Linked DNA regions of Homo sapiens: region 2 is linked to region 1. Evidence: chromatin contacts called from ENCODE Hi-C data. All regions are on one chromosome and are shown on one strand. The core of a region is the stretch at or near the end of the contact, and the rest is flanking DNA. Distances in the headings are between cores, read along the strand shown.

Evidence for each region. Hi-C counts contacts between places; a loop is a spot of excess contacts on that map. Pooled maps may share reads with other maps.
Region 2: a pooled map shows a loop between it and region 1 (2.5-fold over the local background). The contact joins the promoter of AICDA here to the enhancer-like site in region 1. A Hi-C loop is called at or near these places in 2 of 37 single-sample maps with no recorded cell type and 2 of 50 pooled maps.

Annotation. Positions count from the first base shown.
Region 1 is chr12:6,429,385-6,434,992 of GRCh38, forward strand. No RefSeq gene overlaps it. Among named protein-coding and RNA genes, the nearest start is that of CD27, 13 kb to the right of the region's middle. RefSeq lists an enhancer at 5,024-5,524. Within about 2 kb of position 1,272, at least 31 of the 41 ENCODE cell types and tissues checked have a DNase peak (open chromatin) inside an H3K27ac peak, as active enhancers do.
Region 2 is chr12:8,608,869-8,614,352 of GRCh38, forward strand. It overlaps AICDA (activation induced cytidine deaminase), which reads right to left and starts at 3,991. Exons shown (of 5, transcript NM_020661.4): 1 at 3,892-3,991. The coding sequence starts at 3,899.

The sequences.
Region 1 (5,608 bases), core at 22-2,521:
CTCTATCGCCCAGGCTGGAGTTCAGTTGTGCGATCTCGGCTCACTGCAAACTCTGCCTCCCGGGTTCCACACCATGCTCCTGCCTCAGCCTCCCGAGTAGCTGGGACTACAGGCGCCCGCCACAACGCCTGGCTAAATTTTTTTTTTTTTTTTTTTTAATTTTTAGTAGAGACGGGGTTTCACTGTGTTAGCCAGGATGGTCTCGATCTCCTGACCTCGTGATCTGCCCGCCTCGGCCTCCCAAAGTGCTGGAATTACAGGTGTGAGCCCCCGCCCCGGGCCAGAGAAAATATTTTCAAATCACTTATCTAGTAAGGTCTAGAATTCATAATATCAAAAAGAAAAAAAAAAAAACTCTTGCAACTCAGCAACAAAAGACACAAATAATTTAATTTAAACACGGGCAAAGGACTTGAACAGACATTTCTCCAAAGAAAATATACAAATGGCGATGAGCACATAAGAAGATTCTCAACATCATTAGTCTTAGTGAAATACAAATCAAAACCACAATAAGATACCACTTCACACCAACTAGGGTAGTTATAACTTTTTCAAAAATAGAAATGTATCTGTGATATTTGCACATCTTTGTGAATATAGTAAAAGCACTGAATTGCACATTTTTAAATGATGAAAATGATTCATTTTATCTCAGTAAAAGTCTAGCCACTGAATTGTACATTTTTAAATTATTAAAATGATTCATTTCATCTCAGTAAAAGTCAACAGGCACCAGGGATCCCTTCAGTTTGGGCTGGAGGTCAGTGCAGTTTGGGGGGTCATCAAATGCTGAAGCAGAAGGAGTTTAGGGGTCACGCAAGTCCCAGCTGCCGTGTGACAAGTGAGGTAAAGGACACACCCTCTGTGGAGGTCTGAAGTCCCCTGACATTAGTAAGGGAGGGACAGCAGAGATCTCCCCTGTCACCACGAGGCTTTTTTCAGCCCCCAGGGCAGATGGCAAGTGTATACCATGTTTGGCACCCCTGTGATTGGCAGAGGCAATGCAGGTTGGGTCTGGAGGACAAGATTGCTGTGGGGGAGAGCCAAGGGTGGACTTCAGAACACTGGTGGTGACATAAGGGTAAAAAGGCCTTGGTCACAAAAGAGGAAACACAAACAGCGCGATCATGGAAAGACGCTCAGCCTCCCCGGGAATGGGAAGAGTGCACACTGAAACAATGAGACAGCACTTTCCTCCAATGAGATGCTCAAAAACAGTTTGCTAATACGAAAGCCTGGCAGGACGTGAGGAAATATGTGCTATCATTCCACTGCTGGTGGGAGTGTGAATTGGTAGGGCCACTCTGGAGGGCAACTCGCCAGCATCTGTTAAAGTGAAAAATGTGCACACCCTGTGACTCAGCGATTCCGATGCCCCGCACTTATTCTAGAGAGACACTCCCACATGCACAGCGAAGTATGAGATGTTTATGCAACACCACTTACGATAGTGCATTGTTGGGAACAACCTAAGTATTCGGGAACCAGGAGAATGGCTAAAAAGCCTCTGCACATCCATTCTCTATTTAACGAAACGAGTAGTTCTAGAAGTATAAAATGAAATGATCTCCAAGACATATAACTGGATTAAAAGCACGAAAAGCAAATCGTAGGATACATACTGTATATCATTTATGGAAAGAACAAAACAAACACAAAAATACAACTGTGCTGGGGCCGATGGACAATTGTGCCTGGCAGGCTGAGTCATGAGGCCAGTTAACAAGCCTTTCTCTATCTGCAAAAAGAAGTACTTTAGAAAAGCAATATAAGAAGAACATGGACCAGGGGCAGTGGTTCATGCCTGTAATCTCAGCACTTTGAGAGGCTGGGGTGGAAGGATTTCTTGAGGCCAGGAATTTGAGACCAGCCTGAGAAACATAAAGAGACCCAGTCTCTACATAAAATTAAAAATCAGTCAGGCGTGGTAGTGTGCACCTCTGGTCCTAGATACTCTGGAGGCTGAGGTAGAAAGATCTCTTGAGCCCAGGAATTCGAGGCTACAGTGAGCCATGATTGTGCCACTGCACTCCAGCCTGGGTGAGTAAGCAAGGCTGTCTCTAAAACACAAAAAGAAGAAGAACATGGAACTGCCAGACTTGGGCTATTTCATTTCCCAGAGATAATTTTTTACCGAGTGGAGAGAAAATGGGTGGTTTGTTCCTTAGGCTCTATTTCTTGCTCTGTGCTAGAATTATCGCAGCTTTGTGTAAGATTTCCTTCAGCAAATATAGGTAGCCTGCGATGCCCCAAATAAGAAAGGAAAAGACAAAGTCAGATGTTACTGCTGTCGGTCATCTCAGGTATGAAAAAGAGAGGCAGGCCCCTTGCCAGGGAGAAGGAACAACCAGATGCTGTCCATGAGGCACTCTCCTACCTCTCCTAAGACAGGGGTCGCCCTTGCTCTGAAAAATTCAAGCAGAGAATCCTCAGGAGGAGTGGGGCCAAGAAATCAGAGTAAGAAATATTTGATTATTGCTTAATAACATTTTAAGTAGAAAATAAAATAATTTTTTAAAACAGGCTGGCCGGGCGTGGTGGCTCACGCCTGTAATCCCAGCACTTTGGGAGGCTGAGGCAGGTGGATCACGAGGTCAGGAGATCGAGACCATCCTGGCCAACATAGCAAAACCCCATCTCTACTAAAAATACAAAAATTAGCTGGGCATGGTGGCATGCACCTGTAATTCCAGCTACTCGGGAGGTTGATGCAGGAGAATCGCTTGAACCTGGGAGGCGGAGGTTGCGGTGAGGCAAGATCATGCTATTGCACTCCAACCTGGTGACAGAGCGAGACTCTGTCTCAAAACAAAAACAAAAACAAACAAACAAACAAACAGGCCGGGCATAGTGGCTTACGCCTATAATCCCAGCACTTCAGGAGGCCGAGATGGGCGGATCACCTGAGGTCAGGAGTTCAAGACCAGCCTGACCAACATGGTGAAACCCTATGTCTACTAAAATATAAAAATTAGCCAGATGTGGTGGGGGGCGCCTATAATCTCAGCTACTCGGGAGGCTGAGATGGGAGAATTGCTTGAACCCAGGAGGTGAAGGTTGCAGTGAGCCGAGATCATGCCATTGCACTCCAGCCTGGACAACAAGAGCGAGACTCCACCTCAAAAAATAAGAAGGAAAGAAAATAATTTTTAAAAACATAAACATATGCCTACCACAGTGGCTCATGCCTGTAATCTCAGCACTGTGGGAGGCTGAGACAGCTGGATCAATTGAGGTCAGGAGTTCAAGACCAGCCTGGCCAACATGGTGAAACCCCATCTCTACTAAAAATACAAAAATTAGCCGGGTGTGCACACCTGTGGTCCCAGCTGCTTGGGTGGCTGAGGCAGGAGAATCACTTGAACCCAGGAGGTGGAGACTGCAGTGAGCTGAGAATGTGCCACTGCACTCCAGCCTTGGCAACAGAGACTCTGTCAAAAAACAAAAACAAAAACAAAAAACAAAAAACACCCACAACAACACACATAACTTTTTTGTCTAGGAAAGTTCTGGAAGAATACTCAATAATCTGAAAACAGTGCCTACACTAAGGAGGTAGGGAGAGGACCAGGGATTGGGGGAGGAGATTGATCAAAGGGAACCTGAGTCTTCTCTATAATTTTCCATTTTTTTTCATTTTCACCTCCAATTTTTAAAATATAATTTGTACTTTTTATTGTGAACTAAGATATGTAAAATAGTACATAAAAATAACACATTGAAAACCCACGTTCAGATCAGAAGATTAGTAGAACCTTCGAAGCGCCCTGATCACACCTTCCCTCCTCACCGGGGGAAGCAGCTCTGGCTTGTGTCTATCACTTCCTCACTTTCCTTTCTAGTTCTACCATCTGTGTGCACCCTGAACAGCAAACTGCTTCATTTTGCCTGTTTTTGAACTTTATAAATGGAATCGTATGTACTTTTCTATGCCTTGCTTCTGTGTGTTTGTGCACTATCACTTAACATGTTTTTCTATCTATTTATTTATTTATATTGTGGTAAAATATACATAAAATTTACCATTTAAACTATTTTTAAATGTATAATTCAGGGGGCATGAAGTACATTCACGATGTACAATATTATATTTTTGACATTCATGCAAATTAATCTACATGGCTACATGCAGGTGGTTCATATTCATTCCTCTAAAGCATTCCATTGGGTGAATATACAACAATTTATTATCCAACTACCGTTCTCTCCTTCCTTCCTCCCTCCTTCCCTCCCTTCTTTTCCTCCTTTCTTTCTTTCTCTTTCTTTCTTTCTTCCTTTCTTTCTTTCTTTCTCTTTCTTTTTCCTTCCTTCCTTCCTTCCTTCCTCCCTTCCTCCCTTCTCCTTTCTTTTCTTCCTTTCTTTTGCAGTGGCGCGATCTCGGCTCATTGCAACCTCCGCCTCTCAGGTTCAAGCTATTCTTATGCCTCAGCCTCCAGAGTAGCTGGGACTACAGGCATGTGCCACCACGCCCGGCTAATTTTTGTATTTTTAGTAGAGATGGGGGTTTGCCGTGTAGCCCAAGCTGGTCTCAAACTCCTGGGCTCAAGCCATCTGCCCGCCTCCATCTCTCAAAGTGCTGGGATTACAGGTGTGAGACACCACAGCAGCTTGCTTGCTTGCTTGCTTTTTCTTTTGGAATTACAAACAGTAGTGCTTGAATATTTTTGCATATGTCTCCTGGGGCACAGGTACAAGCACTCTTAGTGCATTTACCTACTGATGAAAATGATGGATTTTGCTGGTTTAATTTTTTATAAGGAGGTGATATGAATATTGCTTTTATAATTAAATTTCAATTTTAAAAAAGAAGAGAAAGCAGTTGGGATGGGCTCATAGAGTGAAAGGGCAGGGAACGGTCTATGAGACCAGAAGAAGACAGGCAGGAAGGGCGGCTGAGCCATGCCTGCAGGCTGAGCATGGAAGGTACTGTGAGTACACAGTCAGATCGGCACAGGAAATGAGCACCTTTGAGGCGTCCACTCTGTAGGGGCTCGTCAACAGTAGACTGGGGTTCAGGAGACCTGGGTTCTCTCCCAGCTCTGCCACACAGGGAAAGTCATTTCACCTCTGCACCCCACGGTTCTGATAGCTGTAGAGTGAGAGGGTAAAGCCGAAGGTTGGAATCATTTTCCAGCCCTGCTGGCTTGAAATCCTAAGCTGGCTGGAGCAGTAAGATGGGGGCTCCCCATAGGCCCACAGGACCTTCTACCTAGAAGCCAGGAGGAGGGGACAGGAGCCCAGATAGGAAAGAACTCTGTCTCTCCAAGACCCAAAAAATGACTAAAAGTAATGACTGGGCCTCACCCCAGTAAGTCAGTAGTGGTGGTGCGGTGGTTAACAGCCAGCTCTCGGAGTGGGAAGCCCTTGATCTATGGCGTTTGCTGATGTATGTGGTTGTAAGTATTCCTACTATGGCCAGCTGGCCAATTTCAAGCTACCAACGAGTAACCTCACAAAATTCCTGAAAATGTAAGGATCGGGCTTTGGCTAGGCAGTACTAGCAGGCTCCAGCACGGCCCTAGGAAGGAAGCTGCCCTAAGAGCTCAGGCTCAGACACCGCACCACGGACTAGCAGGGGAAACAAAGGTCTTAGGTCCCTCTCAGG
Region 2 (5,484 bases), core at 2,741-5,240, 2.2 Mb after region 1:
AGTCAAAATGATCTAAATATCTTGCTATGTTGTTCCCACATAATGACTGATTTCTCCTCCTCTTTGTTTTCTGGCTCCTAGCACAGTGTCTTGCATATCATAAGCACTAATTTGAATAGCATTTGTGGAAATACTCTGGTAACCCAAGTTTCCTTAAAGAAATCAAGAGTCCCCATTGCAGCTGCAGACAGCAACACAAGCTGTACAGCATGGTTGATATGAAAGCACAAGTGATGCCTGGATTTTGTCCCTAGTCTTTTCCAGAAATGCATTTATCCAATTTGTGGAGCTAGTGCTGTCACCTAATGGTACGGGGCAGAAGTGCAGAGAATTTGCGAAGTAAAGGGCTCAGGAATTTGAATAACGTTTGCTGGCAAGAGAATTGAAAGTTTTCTTACACATTATTTTTTCTTACATTGAGGTATAATTTACATACAGTAAACTCCACCCATTTAAGATGCATAATTCTACGAATATTTTTGGATGTAAACACCCCAAACTGCTACCACAGTCAGGATACAGAACCTGAATCACCACCCTCACCCCACCAGAGCTTCTTCCCTCTTTGCAGTCCTTCCCCTCCCCACAGGACAACCACTGATTTGCTTTCTTTTTTTCCCATTTTTGTGGAGAATGGAGTTTCACTGTGTTGCCCAGGCTGGTCTTGAACTCCTGAGTTCTAGCAATCTTCCCACGTGGCCTCTCAAAGTGCTGGGATTACAGGTGTGAGCCTCTATGCCTGCCCTGATTTGCTTTCTGTAACTATAAGTTACTTTCATTTTCTAGAATTTCGTATGGCATACATTATCTCCTCCTTCATGTCTGACTCTTTCATTTAGCGTCATGACTTTGGGATTCATCCCCAAGTAGCTTCTTTGTACTGCAGGGTGGTATTCCATTGCATGGATATAGCACATTTTGTTTATTTGTTCACTTGTTGATGGATATTTGGATAGTCTCTACTTTGGGGTTTTGTGAATAAAGGTACTATGAACATTCACGTACCAGTCTTTGTGTGGATATACATTGAGAATTGATATTTTAATAATGTAGTGCAGGTGACAGACCCTGACTTTAAAAGTTAAATACCAAAATATCAGCCTAACTAAGTAGCTCATCTAGGACAACAGCTCTTTGTAGTTGTTTCCATTTATTTTTAATTTTTCTTCTTATTTTTTTGAGGCAAGGTCTGGTCCTGTCACCCAGGCTGGAGTGCAGTGGCGCAAGCACTGCTCAGTGCAGCCTTGACCTCCTGGGCTCCAACGATTCTCCTGCCTCAGCCCCCTAGTAGCTGGGACCACAGGCACATGCCACCATGCCCGGCTAATTTTTGTTATAGAAACAGCGTTTTGCCATGTTGCTCAGGCTGGTCTTGAACTCCAGGGCTCAAGCGATCCACCCACCTCAGCCTCCCAGAGTGCTGGGATTACAGGCGTGAGCCACCACACCTGGCTGTCTGTTTCACTTTAAATGTCTCCCCTCACGTACATGAAGCTTACTGGAAAGCACTTTAAACTTTAGGCAGCAAACTAGATTTATTGCCAGTATACACATTACATAAGGTAAAAATTAGCCATATTATTTTAAAATTTAAAATGCATATTTTAATCTAAATGGATCCTAGGCCAGATGCAGTGGCTCATGACTGTATCCCAACACTTTGGGAGGCCAAGGCAGGAGGATTGCTTGAGCCCAGGAGTTCAAGACTGCAGAAAGCTATGATTGCACCACTGCACTCCAGCCTGGGTAACAGGGTGAGATTGTCTTTTAAAAAATCAAAAACATAAAAAACATAAAATGAATACTAAAAAAGATCCAATAATAATTAGCTTTATTTTAAAAGGATAATAATTTTTATGGTAATTACCATAGTACCAACCACCATTACTATTACTATATTAGCATATAATAACCCTTTGTATATATAAGCTCAACACATAATAGGTGCTTAATAAGTACAGAAGAAAAGAAATTCTCTCTTTGAGGCCCAGTGTTAAACAGATTAAGCATCATCTCTTACCAATAAATCCCTCTTATATTAACTTACCCTCCTGGGCTGTGTAGATGAGAAAGGCAGAGGAATCTACATCTTTTTACATGCACCTTGGTTGGCGGGGTGTGTGTTTGTGTGTGTGTGTGTGTGTGTGTGTGTGTGTGTGTGTGTGTGTGTGGAGAGAGAGAGAGCCTTATCATAAGGAAGAAAAAGTGTCCTGGAAGTATAGATAAGAAGGATGTGGCATAGATAAAGGACTTTGGGTGGATTTTTGGGTCCTACTCTACATGAAAATACAATAAGCCTACACTGTTTCTGTCACATGTTACCAGTCAGAGTGAAATGAATTGCGTGATCCTGACCTGCTAGTTAACTTTGTTGATCCATTACTTCCCTTCTCTGGTTAGGGGCCTGTTTCCAGCTCCCTGTTCTCGTCATTTCTGTCCTGAGTAGGAAGGACTTTACCGAGGGAGTGTTTCAGGCTTGCAGGCTGACAGCTGCTCTGGACAGCTGTGCTCCCTGAGGCAGAACCCTAGCTGCATCCCCAGCCGTGCAAACCAGAAACAAGCGGGTTAAAAATAATCCTGACCAAGTCATTTTGCCATCACTAATGAGCTCTACAGATACTGTCCTCCTTAATGATAATATATTTCCCTTCTGTCCTGTTGAATTTCATCTTTTCTCCTTTTCTGTCTTTCTCTGAATTTCAACTGCTGATTTTACCTTTGCTTTCCATTTTACTTTGAACAAGTATTTCCAATGGACCCTTCACAAGGACCTATAGCTCAGACTTGTTTTCAAAATCTCAGTGTAAACTGAGGAGACATTTGACATTGTCTGACCTCAAGAAAATTTTCTGAAGAACATTAAATCCTCCATTAAAAATCTTTATTCTGTATATTGGATGTGATGGCTCATGTCTATAATTCCAGCACTTTAGGAGGCCCAGGCAGGAGGATCGCTTGGGCCAGGACTTAGAGACCAGCCTCGGCTGGGCTAAGACCCTGTCTCTACAAAAAAATATATTTTTAAAAAATCTTTATTCTGTAATGTAAGTTCTTTATAAAGGAGTTAAATTGAGGTAAAGTATAAGGATTAGGTGTTATTCTCATACATCCATAGTAATCATAAATGTAGGAATAGAATAAGTTCTATGACAATAACCTATCAAAAACTGCACATAAAGACATTATGAGGACCTTAACCAAATTCACACCTAAGAGGTAAGTTAAGCTACGTCTGAACAAATGGAAAGATTAGTTAATAGTAAAAGTGCCATTAACTGCCTAACAATTGGGCCTTTAACATTAAATAACTTGCTTGAATGAATTTGTCTCCTTATAATGGACACAATCATAGTGACTTTCAAGCAATTAATTTAGAATGCTTGGCATTTCTAAAATTACAAATTTTCTTACTATAGCTAAATTATTTCAGTAACGCCTCCCTAGGAAAGTGTGTCTTCAAGTTGTTTTACTGTTGAATATTTACAAAATTATTACGAAAATTAGCACTACCGTTTTTAGTACAGTACTGCTATTACCTTTTCATGATTTGAGTCTCTAAAGATTTGCTATGTTAATATTATTACCATAAATTAGTTTCAACCATGGTACAAATCTCAGGACGAATCAGTACATTGTACGCACTACTTCTTTTGCCACATGAAAAAGAGGGAAATCAAGAGAAGTCTGAAACAGAAAGAATTGGGCTGACAGCGTATAAGATCTGAATAGAAGAAAAGGAGACAGATCAAAAAATATATATGCATATTGATCAAGCTGATCTTATCAGTCAGACAGTTACATGAGAGAAAGGGATAGCTACCAGTCTCATTACTCAGATTTGCTCTGAGAGGAAGGCCAGTGCAATCACCCACGAGAAGACTGCCTCTTTACCTGTCCATAGTGGTGTCCAGAGTGTCTTCTTGCCTCCCTGCAAGTCTCAGGCCAGAAAAATCTCACTTCAATTAATGATGGTTCTCTGTCTTAGTCTGACAGTGCATTGGCCCTTCACATTCAAATTTGAGCTTGCCCTTTTGGGCTCCTCCCCTGACAGCATCACCCCCACCAGGTACCCCAACGGCCTTGCTCCTGATTTGGATCCAGTGAAGATGGGTGGGTGGGGCTGTCATAGGCAGAGTCACACAGGTTAAACCATTGAGGGCAGCTCTGCTTTAATGTTTAGGTTCCTTTGGGGCTGCTGCTCTAAAAGCCCAGTCCATGCTCCATAGCTAGCAAAGATCAGGAGGCAGTAACAGTAGACACTTCAATTATAATCATGATAACACAAAATAAAAGCACAATGAGAATAGTAATATTTATGTAAATACCTTAAAGAGCATTTAAATAGCTTCTTGGGTTATTGTGTTGAAGAGCCTCAGATAGCCTCTAATTCCCCCATATTCCCACAGTCTCTCTGAACCTCAGTACAGACAGGCACTAGCAGCTCCTGCTTTGCAGTTAAGCAAATGAACTCAGTTATATAGAATTTAGAACACAAAAATTTTGCCTCCCAAACCATGGATTTTTTTCTTTCTGATTGCATTACAAGAATTGCTTGAAGACTAGATATTTACACCAAAGAGTGATTTTTGCATGAGCCATCTTTTTTAGAAAAAAAAAAAATCCTTAATTTGGAGTCAGAAGCAGCAGCAGTCCCCCAAAATACAAAAATGCTTGTTTCACCAGACAGATTCAGTGTCTAACTGGCTGCACTGAATTTGGAAAACAGGCTAAGATCTTCAAATAAAAGACTTTAATTTTGTGCTCTCATAGAACTTGGTCTATTAAAGATTTTATTTCTCTCTCCTACTGTAGCCCATATGCATTCTATTTATTCACTGAGTAGATACTTCATGCCTACTGTTAATGGAAACTATGCCAGGTGCTAGGGATGCAATGCTAAGCAATGCAGCTAGGGTCTCTGCTCTCTTCCTGCCTCAAGCCTTTGATACCATCTATACCTTGATGATTTTCAAATCAATAGCCCTAGCTTGGACCATGTATTCGTCTGTTCTCACACTGCTAATAAAGACATGCCTGAGACTGGGTAATTTATAAAGGAAAGAGGTTTAGTTGACTCACAGTTCCACATGGCTGGGGAGGCCTCACAATCATGGCAGAAGAGCAAGGGACATCTTACATGGTGGTAGGCAAGAGAGAGCTCACGCAGGGGGAAATCCCTTTATAAAACCATCAGATCTTGTGAGACTTATTCACTATCATGAGAACAGCATGGGAAAGACCCACCCCCATTGTTCAACTACCTCCCACTGGGTCCCTCCCATGACATGTGGGAATTGTGGGAACTACAATTCAAGATGAGATTTGGGTGGGGACACAGGCAAATCTATCAGACCACTTCTTGAAACTCAAGACAAGTGTATCCAGCTTCCCTCTCAGAATCTCCATTTGGATGTCTGAGCACCTCCAGCCTGTCTAAAACAGAACCCCTGTTCTCTGCCTTACCTACTCTTCTTGCCGTCTTTC